Linked DNA regions of Homo sapiens: region 1 is linked to region 2. Evidence: chromatin loops called from intact Hi-C (ENCODE). Cell type or tissue: GM12878. All regions are shown on one strand. Each heading gives the region's core, and the rest is flanking DNA. Links, peaks and the distances in the headings are about the cores only. Region 1 overlaps SORCS3 (sortilin related VPS10 domain containing receptor 3). Region 2 overlaps SORCS3 (sortilin related VPS10 domain containing receptor 3).

Region 1 (5,381 bases), core at 100-5,099, 84 kb before region 2:
GGCATTTGTCCTTGGTGGCTAGCATGCCCAGCTGATTCGCTGTAGCTTTAGTGGCAGGAAATCAGGTAAAATGGCTGCCAAATATTGTGATTCTTTATTAAGGCCAAGGTCTTGTGGATCCTTCCCATTCCCTGAATTCCTTTGCCATAAGACCAGTGAGGAAGTCTGTGTCCTGCAAAGAGGGGAACTGACAACTCCAGCAGCAGAAAAGATGCACCAAACCCATCTGGTCAGTGCAATCTGGCCAGGCCCATGTGGCTATTATCACATTGCCTTAGAGCAACAATTTACCTCCAGGTTGGAAAATGGCAGTAATAAAAAACAAATGGACTCTGGCCAGAAAACTCCCAGGAAAAAGGGACTCTGCATAAAGAGAAATGGAAGAAAAATATTTATATATGTATATAAAGGGAGACATTATCTTCTCCTCCAACACATTTTTCTGAAGTTACAAATCTATGCTTTCTATTTATTCCCATTGGAGGGAAAAACAAAAATCCTGAGATTCATGAGCAGTGCTGTTTATTTATAATCCAAGAACTCTCCTCATACCATATGGTTGGGAAATTTACAGAGAAACAAAGTGAGAGGAAATTGCCTGCTTAATTCAATAGCTTTGGCAAAGCTAGCAGGCAGGGAGAGCATCCAAAACTCTTCCCCCATCATACATGTAAGCGTGTACAGGCATGGAGACAGACATTCAGGGAGCAGAGGGAGCCCTTTCCTTGCCATCAAAGCCAGAACTCAGTGTAGTGGATGAGAACAGCTGATGAGACCAGCTGAGGAAGCAGGAATCATTATATTCTTGCACATCCCTGAGACACAGATGCTGTGAAAAGGAAAGGAAAGGAGAGTGTGAGCTGAGGGATGCTGGAGCAGTCAGTTTCTGGACAAAGAAAGAAGATATACAGTACATGAGAGTTCTTAGGAAGGCAAAGTGCACGCAAGTCTCTACAACACTTTTTTTCTCCCTGTTGTTAGTGGGACATAAGAAGTTTCTGATTCAGTCTCTGCTGCCCAACATGCTTTCCAAAAAGAGGCTATCACTCACTACCTTTAAGGGATGGGGCACGAGTTTGCACCTGAGGGCATCTTTCCTCTGCTGTCTACCCTCTACTTTCAGATTAATCACAAATGGAGAGGAAGGAAAATATTTGGGGTTGAAGATTATAAGTGCAAATGAAAATCATGCCCAGATGTGGAAAGGGATTGAAATAGGTAAAAACAAAAATGGCATGCTGGGTGAAGGCAGAGGAAAGCCTCAGCTCCAGCCTCACCTCCTTGAGGAAGTCCTCCCTGACAGCTCCTGTCATGGTACTCCACCATCCCCTGAGTGTCCACAGCCCACAGGGCCTGTTCATACCACACTGGAGCCCCACACCTGCTGCCTGCAGTATTAGCTGCTTTTTAATATGCATATGGCTGCTCCTCTGGTTCACTTCCCACTTCTATTTGGATGACTCCCAAACTTTATCCAGCTCTAGCCTCTCCCATGAGTGCCTGTCCCACATTTCCAAATGCTGTGCAATGAACCGTTGCCATTTCAATTCCAGGATGCTAACTAAAACTGAGCTCGTCACTTCTCCCATCATCATTCTCCTGCACCTACCTCTCCTCCCCCACTTCCTCCCTCCTTCTCCTTTTCCATTCCCCAATTTGGTAATAGGACCAAATCCTACAACTCTTCCTGGTCCAAAACATTCGAATCATCATGACTGTTCTTCCATCCCTCACCTCTAATTGCTGCCAAGTTTTGCTAGCTCAGAAATACCTCGTGCATGGGTCCTTCTTGGTCTCTCCTTCTGTACAATCCAAATTCAACATGATCAGCTGCCTGCCAGGCTGCCTGGGATTCTCTAAGACTCCCCTAGCTTATATTCCTCCACTTCTGAACCTCCTCCTCCTCAGTCCAGGTTTCAGAGTGGTGTCAAATTTGCCTTGCTAAAGCACAGCTAAGGAGCACAAAGTCATTTTCCAGCTCAAGAGCCTTCATGATTCAATATTTGCTGTGAAATATAACTCTGGTATTCAACACCCTGTCTCCACTCACCATCACCACCACTGCTCATTCCAATCCAGGGTGTTGCACACAGTTGAATCTCAGCAATTGCTTGGTGATTAAATGTTGGTAGATGAAGAATACTGAAAAGAGCAATGCCTTTTTCCCTCCTCTAACACTATTTGAGAGAAACGCTGCAGTTGAGAGGACCTATGGGCTTATAAAACTGACATGATTTGACAGTTACATGTGTGTAAAACAATGATAAGAAAGCAAAGGGTGGAGAGAAGAAAGGAGATTACACAAGAGTTCACGACAAATAACAGAGAGGAAGCCTGGTCAGTGAGTAGCTGGAATAATTAAGAACAAGCCCCCAAAAGGTCTGTGAAAAAAATAGAAAGGCCTGGGCAAGCCAGGAAGAAGTAATTTATTGACAGGGAGTAGACATAGCTAAACAATGAAATGAATTTGCCGGTTGGGAGTGTTGCAGAAAGGGAGGATGGAACAGGTGCTGGAGAGAGCCATAAATTTGTCACAGGAGAAAACCCGAGGTCCTTATCAGAATGGGTGAAGGAGAGTCTCGGAAGAGCAGAAAGCTGACCAGACTACTAAGCATGGCAGTGCTTGCCTGAGAAGGAAATAACTGGAAAAGCAAGGAGCTGTTCACTTCGCCATTGAGATTGCTAGATTCTTTGCGACATGCAGAGCAGATACGGCAAGGCATCTTGGGCATTTGGAAGGAAACGAGCCCTAATTCATAGAAACAGACTCTACAAAGGACCAGTTAAAGGTCTCGCACCAGGGGACTGGGTGGCCAAAGTCAGTCAAGGCATAAAGGGGGACAAGTGGGACAAAAGGCTTGTCATCTGTCAGAAACATTGAAAACAGCCAGTACATGCCACTGATAGAAAATCTCTCTACAAGTGAAATCAAACTGGAGTGAACTGCACCTTACCTTGCTCTGATTACCAAAGCTGACAAGGCAGACAGTGTGGGGAGTGGACAGAAGAGGCCATTGTTCTTGGTCATTCTATACTCAGAATGAGGTTATGCTTTGCATATGGCGATGCCTGGGAGACCGACTACCCTTGGAGATTTAATTCCACAAGTCCCTGCTGAGTATCTACATCAGCCTTGCATTACGTTACTCTTTTACAAACACAAATCCCAACAAGTATAAACCAAATACCTGCCCATTTTCCTTGGGACCCAAGTCAATTATAAGTAATAAAGCAAACGAAGTCCTGGCTCTCATGAAGCTCACAATCTAGAGTGGGAGGTAGACAATGAACTAGTGTGCTAATAAGTAAGTTCAAAACCTGAAACTATGACGCACAATGGAAACAAACAGGGACCATGACAGAGACTGAGAGAGGGTAGCTCCTTCTAAAAGGAGATTCCATTTAGGCTAAACCTGAAAAATTGAGTCATGCAAAGAGTTAAATAAAGAGCTTTGCAGTGAGAATGGCATGTATGAGGATCCTAGGGAAGAAAGAGATTGACTTTTTTAAGGAATTACAGAAAGGCAGTAAGGCTGAAATACAGTGAGCAAGAGAGAGAGGCACGCAATGAGAACACACTATGTGTTACAGCCTCCTAGTTTCACACTGGGAAGACATAAAGTGGGAGGAAAGAACTCACATGTATTAAGTACCTTGTGTCTCAAGCAATAGGAGAAAAAAAAATTTTTTTTTTTTGAGGCAGAATCTCACTCTGTTGCTCAGGCTGGAGTGCAGTGGCACGATCTCGGCTACTGCAACCTCCGCCTCCCGGGTACAAGTGATTCTCATGTCTCAGCCTCCCAAGCAGCTGGGACTACAGGCACACGCCACCACGCCCTGCTAATTTTTTGTATTTTTAGTAGAGATGGGGTTTCACCATGTTGGCCAGGCTGGTTTTCAACTCCTGACCTCAGGTGATCTGCCCGCCTCAGCCTCCCAAAGTGCTGGGATTACAGGTGTGATACACTGCTCCCGGCCAGATACTATTTAACCATGGCCTTTGCCTTTACCTGTAGAAGCTTACAGACAAGTAACATATGTGAAACAGAATAGTCAGTCATGCAGCAGATGTTTTTATTGGTCTTGATGTGGTAAGAACTGTGAGTAAGGTAAAAATCTCACTTCCACCCTCGGCCAAAATAATACCTAATCCCAACTAGCTTAGTGCATCTCCCTAAACACAGCACTGAGCTAGTCCATTACTATTAAGTTATTAGTATACTTACAATCTAGGTTTCCTAACAAGAAAGATGAACAGACCCTGAATGGACATTTTAACCATCAAGCTGGAATTTTTAAGGGCCACATGTTTTTACAACTTCCAGCAGTATAAAGTTGTAAAACTTAAAATGAGAATCTTCACAAAATATTCACGCTGACAGTCTACATCTTCACTGAGGGGTCACAAACCTATTTAGAGAAAAATATGTTTAACAAATAAGGATCAAAGAAGAGCAGCAACTCCATGAAGTTCATTCTCTTTGTGATTTAAATCTTGTCTTTGAAGATCCAGGAGCCAATTCATTACCTTCGGAGGTGCCAGTCATAGTGTGTGTTATGATTGAAAAAGCACCAACCTGGAAGAAAGAAATCTGGATCCAATGCTAGCTCTGCCACTAATCTGGTTCAGCAAACCTTAGGCAACAACTCACTTTTTTGGACCTCAGTTTTATCAGATATAAAATAAAGCATAGGTACTTCTGATTCTGGACAAGAGGGAGTAACAGAGAGTGAATTTACCCGCTCACATGAAACAATTTAAGAACTAATAAAACATATAAAACAACAATTTTCATGTCACTGGACACCAAGACAATGAAGGAGAAGCATCCCTAAGAGACAGTAAACAAATTCAGTAAGCCTTGTAATTGCCCCTTAACCCTGCATGGACAGAGTTTTCAGGCTACATTAGGGAAAAGTAACTTAGGTGAAGCCCAGTGATCTCCCTGAGTTCAGCAGACAGAACAGGAAAGCCTAAGGCAAAGCAGCTAGAGTTTGCAAGAAGCAGTACTGAAAAACGGACAGCTGCACAAGTAGAGAGAACTCTGGATATACAGAGCGGACTCCCTATCCTACTAAGTCTTCAGCTGAGTATTGATCAGTGCATCTATGTGAAAAATACCCAACATCAGAAAAAGAACCGCCTGAAAGAATTAGAAGGAACAATTCCAGAAGTTCACACAAGGCCAATAACAGTTACTGTTACCATAAGCCAGAGTGGCAACCCTCATAAGTCATGGGGAATCAGGTAGAATACCTCAGAAAACTTCCCGCCTCAGTAGTGGGGCAAAACACTTGTAAACCCTAAACAAAACACGTGTAAGAATTCAACTGTTTCCAAACAACATAATCATGTCCCAGAACAAAGCTCAATAAAATTT
Region 2 (5,381 bases), core at 97-5,096:
GGAATCGCCAGCTGGAAGTAGAGGTAGAAAAGGCAAAGGAAATAATATTTGAGTAGAAGAGGTTTTGTTTATTTGCTTTAACTGAAATAATACAACAAAAGCTAGGTCTCAGTTTGTCTACTATTTTGACAGGATTCATAAAGGAAACAAAATCTTGGAAATAACTAAGGATGGACCTAACTAGTGAGGAAGTGATCACTGGGCTAAGGTGTACTGCGTCCTTACTCTGACATTTTAGATACGCAACTGCTGGAATAAGGAAACAAAATCTTGGGAATAACTAAGGATGGGGCCTAGCTAGTGGGGAAGTGATCACTGGACTAAGATGCACTGTGTCCTTACTCTGACATTCTAGGTGCGCTACCACTGAACAGGAGAGTTCTCCAAGAGAGATGGAAATCTCTGTCTACCCTTCATCTGGATCCTTTCAGGGTGCTACTACCAAGTTATTTTTTTTCTCTTTGGCATTTCCATTTATTCATTCCTCTTTGTTTTTTCTAGGTTGTCAATTCCTTTTATTTTTGTTTATATAAATGTATGGGGCACACGTATAATTTCATTAGATGCATAGATTGCATAATAGTCAAGCAGGGCTTTCAGGGTATCCATCACCCAAATAACATATATTGAGACCAGATTGATGTTTTCTGATGCACATCTCTTGGCAGGCCATTCCTTTGTTCTCAAAACATCAATCATTTCCCTGCCTGCAAAAGTCCATAGCCTTCAGCCGAGAATGTAAGGCTGTCTGCTATCTGGCTGCCACCATCATCTGCCCTGCACCGCTCCGCTAAATGAGCCTCTGGTCTCTGACCTGACTCCCTGCGTATGAACCTCTCCCCATGAGATGCTGCTCTTGGCTTACTCCAGAGCTACTTCCTCCCCATCCTGCAATGCTTATCCTAAATTCCAGTCCCTTTCTAGGGATCTAGTGACTAGGACAGAAAGCACATATCTAGGCAAAATTTGTGGCTCTGCCACTTTTCAGCTGTGTGACCTTCGGCAAGACACTTCACTTAAGCTCTATAGCTTCCATTTCCTCCTGTGTAAAATAAGTGTGAAAGCTCTGCCTCACCAGGCAACTGTGAGGAGTAAATGAGGCAAAGCACTGTGTTCCTTCATGTCTCCTGGCAAGTTCCCTCTCTTCTCAGAAACCAGCCTCAACTCCCTCAGGCAAGTTCTGTTCTCTTGCATGTGCAACTTAGAGTAATTATCCTGGTGGTGGTTGATTGTTTGCAGGTCCCACTCCCATGAAGCTGGGACCTCTTTGAGAACAGGCACTCAGGTTTTTCATCTTTGTATTGCCAGGAAATGAACAAATGAATGAATGTGTAAAATATCTGGTCCAGTTCCTGGCACACGAAATGTACCAGTAAATATTTTCCCTTCCTATATGGTACTTTTAATATGTTGTTTTGTGTTATAATTATTACGTGCATGTCTTATCTCTTTCCCTGGATTTTAAGTTCCTTGAAGCAATGGGCTTTTCTTAATCATTTTTAGAATTTTGTTTTTTAAATTTACATACAGTACAATTCACTCTTTGTGGTATACATCTCTATGAGTTTTGAAAAATGCATGATATTGTGTAACCATCTGTCTCAGACATTTTTATTTCTCCCTAGGCACTATCGCTCTATAAATGTTTACTGAATAAATGAATAAGTGAATGAAGGAAACAATAAATAAACAAATATTTGCTAGGAAAGTTTCCACAATAGCCACCCAGATAGTTCTCAAGGCAAAGAAAATCAGATGACAAGTATGTAACTGCTATACCACCTTTCAGCAAAGTAAATTCCCAATATCTATCGGAAATCTTTTAAAAACACTTATACCCTCTGGCCCAGTATTTCCACTTCTAAGACTATGTACAGCAGAAATAATCAGATGCCCACATGATTTAGGTTTCAGGAAGGTCATAAAGCATTATTTATAATAGCACATTATCAGAAACAACATAAACAGCCAAATAATCATATAATTAAACTGTACTACTTAATATGATGAGACTGAAATTATATTTCTACATTTTACTTTACAATATTGAAATGTCTACTTGTATAATGTTAAGTGTAAAATGCAATCCATAAAACAGTACATATACCATTAACAAGTGTTTAAAAAATATACACACTATATGATGACAATGTTAAATATAAATCTTTATATAAAGTGTTCATCTAATTTTACAAAATAAATGTACACGTATGTTAACATAATCTCCAGTGCGTGACAGGCCATTTCTGTTTCCCTCACTATATGTTTTCAGATTTTCTAATTTCTTACAACAGATACTCCTATTTCTTTTATATTCAGAAAAAAACTATTATAAAAATAGAGGTGAAAATCCTTTATTTCTGCTTTTAAAATCTCATAACCTTTATTTCATCTCTAGATGACTCAGTGGTGGCTAAATTTTAACATTCAAGATGTGGCATATGGCTCTGCTTAAACAAGAACATGCTTTCTGTCGGAAGCATGTTCAGAAATAGTCCAACCCACTGGTGGGTGACACATTTCATGCAAAGCTCCAGGAAGCAGCCCCTATCCCAGGGGGCTGAGGCTTCAACATGGTTACATCAGGAGAACATCAAATAAAGGACACTGTGTACAGTCTGTGGCTCGATGAGCAACTTCACTTTCACCACTAACAGGCTACATGACCATCCTTAACCTCATATGCTGGGAGTACGTTTTATTCATTTCTGTATCCCCAAGCAACTAGTAGAGTAGCTATCCCACACAACAGACGACAAAATAATGCTCATTAAATGAGGATGGAGACATCATGAGTAAGAGCTGGAAGGTGGTACAAGATGTGCTCTAAACTATAAAGCAGTCCCGCTTGGAGAACAGGTGTGGCCAACTGCAGCAGTGGCCATGATGTCACACATTCCTGCAACCACACTCATTTCCTGTTGTAACTTGAGCTTCAATCAAGAGTCAATCACCCCAGGCTTTAAATATAGGTTGGCGTTTTACTTGTTTTGCCCAAAACAATATGACAGAAACAATGGTGTTACAGTTCTGAGTCCAGGTCTCCAGAGACATTGCATGTTTCTACTTGCTCTTTGAGAACCATGCCTAGCCACAAGAACAAGCCTGGGCTAGCCTGCTGGAGGATGAGACACATGTCTGGCTTCCCTAGCACCCCAGCTGACAGCCAGCCAACCCCCAGGAGCAGGGCCAGTTAGCTGGCATGGGCATGACTACAAATGTATGAGGAATCCCAACCAAGACCAGAACAACTGATCAGCTGAGCCCAGCCAAAATTGCCAACTCACAGAACGCTTAGGCAACTAATTAAGACACTAAGTCTTGGGAGATGAATGACAAATAGGCTATTTCAGCTTTTAAATCCTATTTGTATATCCTAAAGGTATCTAAAACTCAAGACATTTGAAACTGAACCCATGTTCTACCTCCCAAAACCTCTACTGTTCTGTGAATGGCGTAACTATCCTTCCCATTTTATATGACAAAAAATGAAAAATCATTCTTAAATCTTTCCTTGCTTTCTCCCTCATTTTACTATAGCCAACGCAATCAATGGGTTGATTTTGCCGTCGAAATATTTCTCAAATCCATTTACTTCTATTTCTATCACCAGCACGTCTTCAAGTTACCAGCAGTCCATTTCTGCTGTGTGACTTTTGACAGGTTACTTCATTCTCTGTTCTCTGAGCCTCCACTCCCTTAACTGTAAAATGGGATAATTCTAGTATCTGCTTCATAGGATTGTGCACATCAAAGTATTCAGTAGAATAACTGATGTAAATACTCAGTAGATGTTAGTTAATTTACCTTCATAAGATGGCTGATAGAGCTTCTTCATGATGGGCTCCAGTCTCCTTATCTACTGATGGTTTCCACCATCTCATTTACATGGAAACAACTGCAAATTGCCTTTACTCAATGCCTCATTCTCTTTTTTGATTCCAGGCCTTCACACATGTTTTTCCCTCCATCTGAATGTCCTTCCCATCATCCATTACAGGTGAATGCCTATCCTTCAAAACCCAAATCATACATTTACCTCCATATTTTCATTGTTCCCTGTTGCCCCCATTTAGAGTCAGCCATTCCTTTTCATGCTATCTCTGTGCTCTATGCATGCTTCTCCTGTATTACACATTATACTAATTTATTTATTTCTATCCACTATTTTCTTGTTTACTATTTGAAGCAAAAGCCCTGTCTTTACATCCTCAGCCCCTAGTGTCCAGAATATAGTACTTGCTAAATAAATCCTTGGTAAATGGATAAATGAAGATCCACTCTGATGTCCTTCACCAACTCACAAAAGCAGAACGTATCCTGCTTCTTCTGCTTCAGAAGTCCTAGTTCTGTTGGTGCCAAAGCAACTGGCAACCATTTGGAAAATATTTGCTCTCACTCCCCCCACCCAGATTCCAAATTCCAGTTCAAAGCCAAGTGCCTGTCTTCCCGCCAGGGCAGCCCACAGCTTTACTGCAAATGTTTCCCTCAGCTCTCCCCTGTGCATAACCTTAGCTATATTATTTACGACTGTGAACACCATAATATACATTTAAATATGCTGTAAAGGTCAGACAACTGAGCCATACCCCTTCCTGGGAATCCATTTCATATCATGGCAGAGGCAGGCCTTCCAGCCCTCACTCAAAACCAGATTTGAAAGTAAATTACGAAGCCTTTTTTTCTGGTGTGAGGACAACTCCCTCATGCATCACATTCTATGGAATCATCGCTATAAATCCATCTGTTACAAGCTGGGAGAGCAGCAAGTGTTGGAAGCCACAGAATGATTTTAGCTTTTGAGCTGTCACCCTCATATTCAAGAAGTTCAACTACAAAAATCAGCCTCACGTTTCAAAAAAATAAAGAGAAAAGAGGTGAAGAAAGCACTTGGAGAATGGATGCTGCTCCACCCTCCCCCACAACCTGAGACGCTCTAAACGTAGGATTCTTAGACTTCTAGAAAGCCACTCATCTCTTTTCTTCTTCCAATGTCCTCCAGTTTAGTAACCTCTATTTTTTACCTTGCCCTGATAGTTCATGTTTGTCTTAAATTTAGAGGTTTTAAGAACTCTTAAAGGAAATGATTAAATGGTAGATACTCTCTCCAAAGAAATATATAATGTATTCACATAAAAATTTCCACTTCATATCTGGGTGTTCATGAATTCCTCAAGACCTCTCCATGGGCCAAGGAATCCCCAAACAGAATGTACCATATTGTCACTCAGCTGAAAATGGAATAAAAAGTGGTATGTTTTTGTACAAAATGCATGTGCATGCGCACGCATGCATGCACACACACGCACACACACACATGCGCACACACACACAGAGAGCAAGGAGCTTAGTGAAGAGATTATAAAGAGCAGACCATTTCT

Evidence for each region. Peaks named below come from ENCODE experiments on the same cell type or tissue, not always from the same donor. Only the 100,000 strongest peaks of a DNase experiment are listed, where the experiment ranks them.
Region 1: a loop joins it to region 2, with 8 times the contacts of the local background. A loop is called at or near these places in 1 of 110 quality-filtered maps.

Annotation. Positions count from the first base shown.
Region 1 is chr10:104,891,037-104,896,417 of GRCh38, reverse strand. All of the region lies in intron 2 of SORCS3 (sortilin related VPS10 domain containing receptor 3), which reads right to left. Among named protein-coding and RNA genes, the nearest start is that of SORCS3-AS1, 230 kb to the right of the region's middle. In GM12878, for the core only: no CTCF peak of the experiment used is centred there; no DNase peak of the experiment used is centred there.
Region 2 is chr10:104,807,137-104,812,517 of GRCh38, reverse strand. All of the region lies in intron 1 of SORCS3 (sortilin related VPS10 domain containing receptor 3), which reads right to left. Among named protein-coding and RNA genes, the nearest start is that of SORCS3-AS1, 140 kb to the right of the region's middle. RefSeq lists enhancers at 2,654-3,177, 2,344-3,543. In GM12878, for the core only: no CTCF peak of the experiment used is centred there; a DNase peak (open chromatin) is centred at 3,066.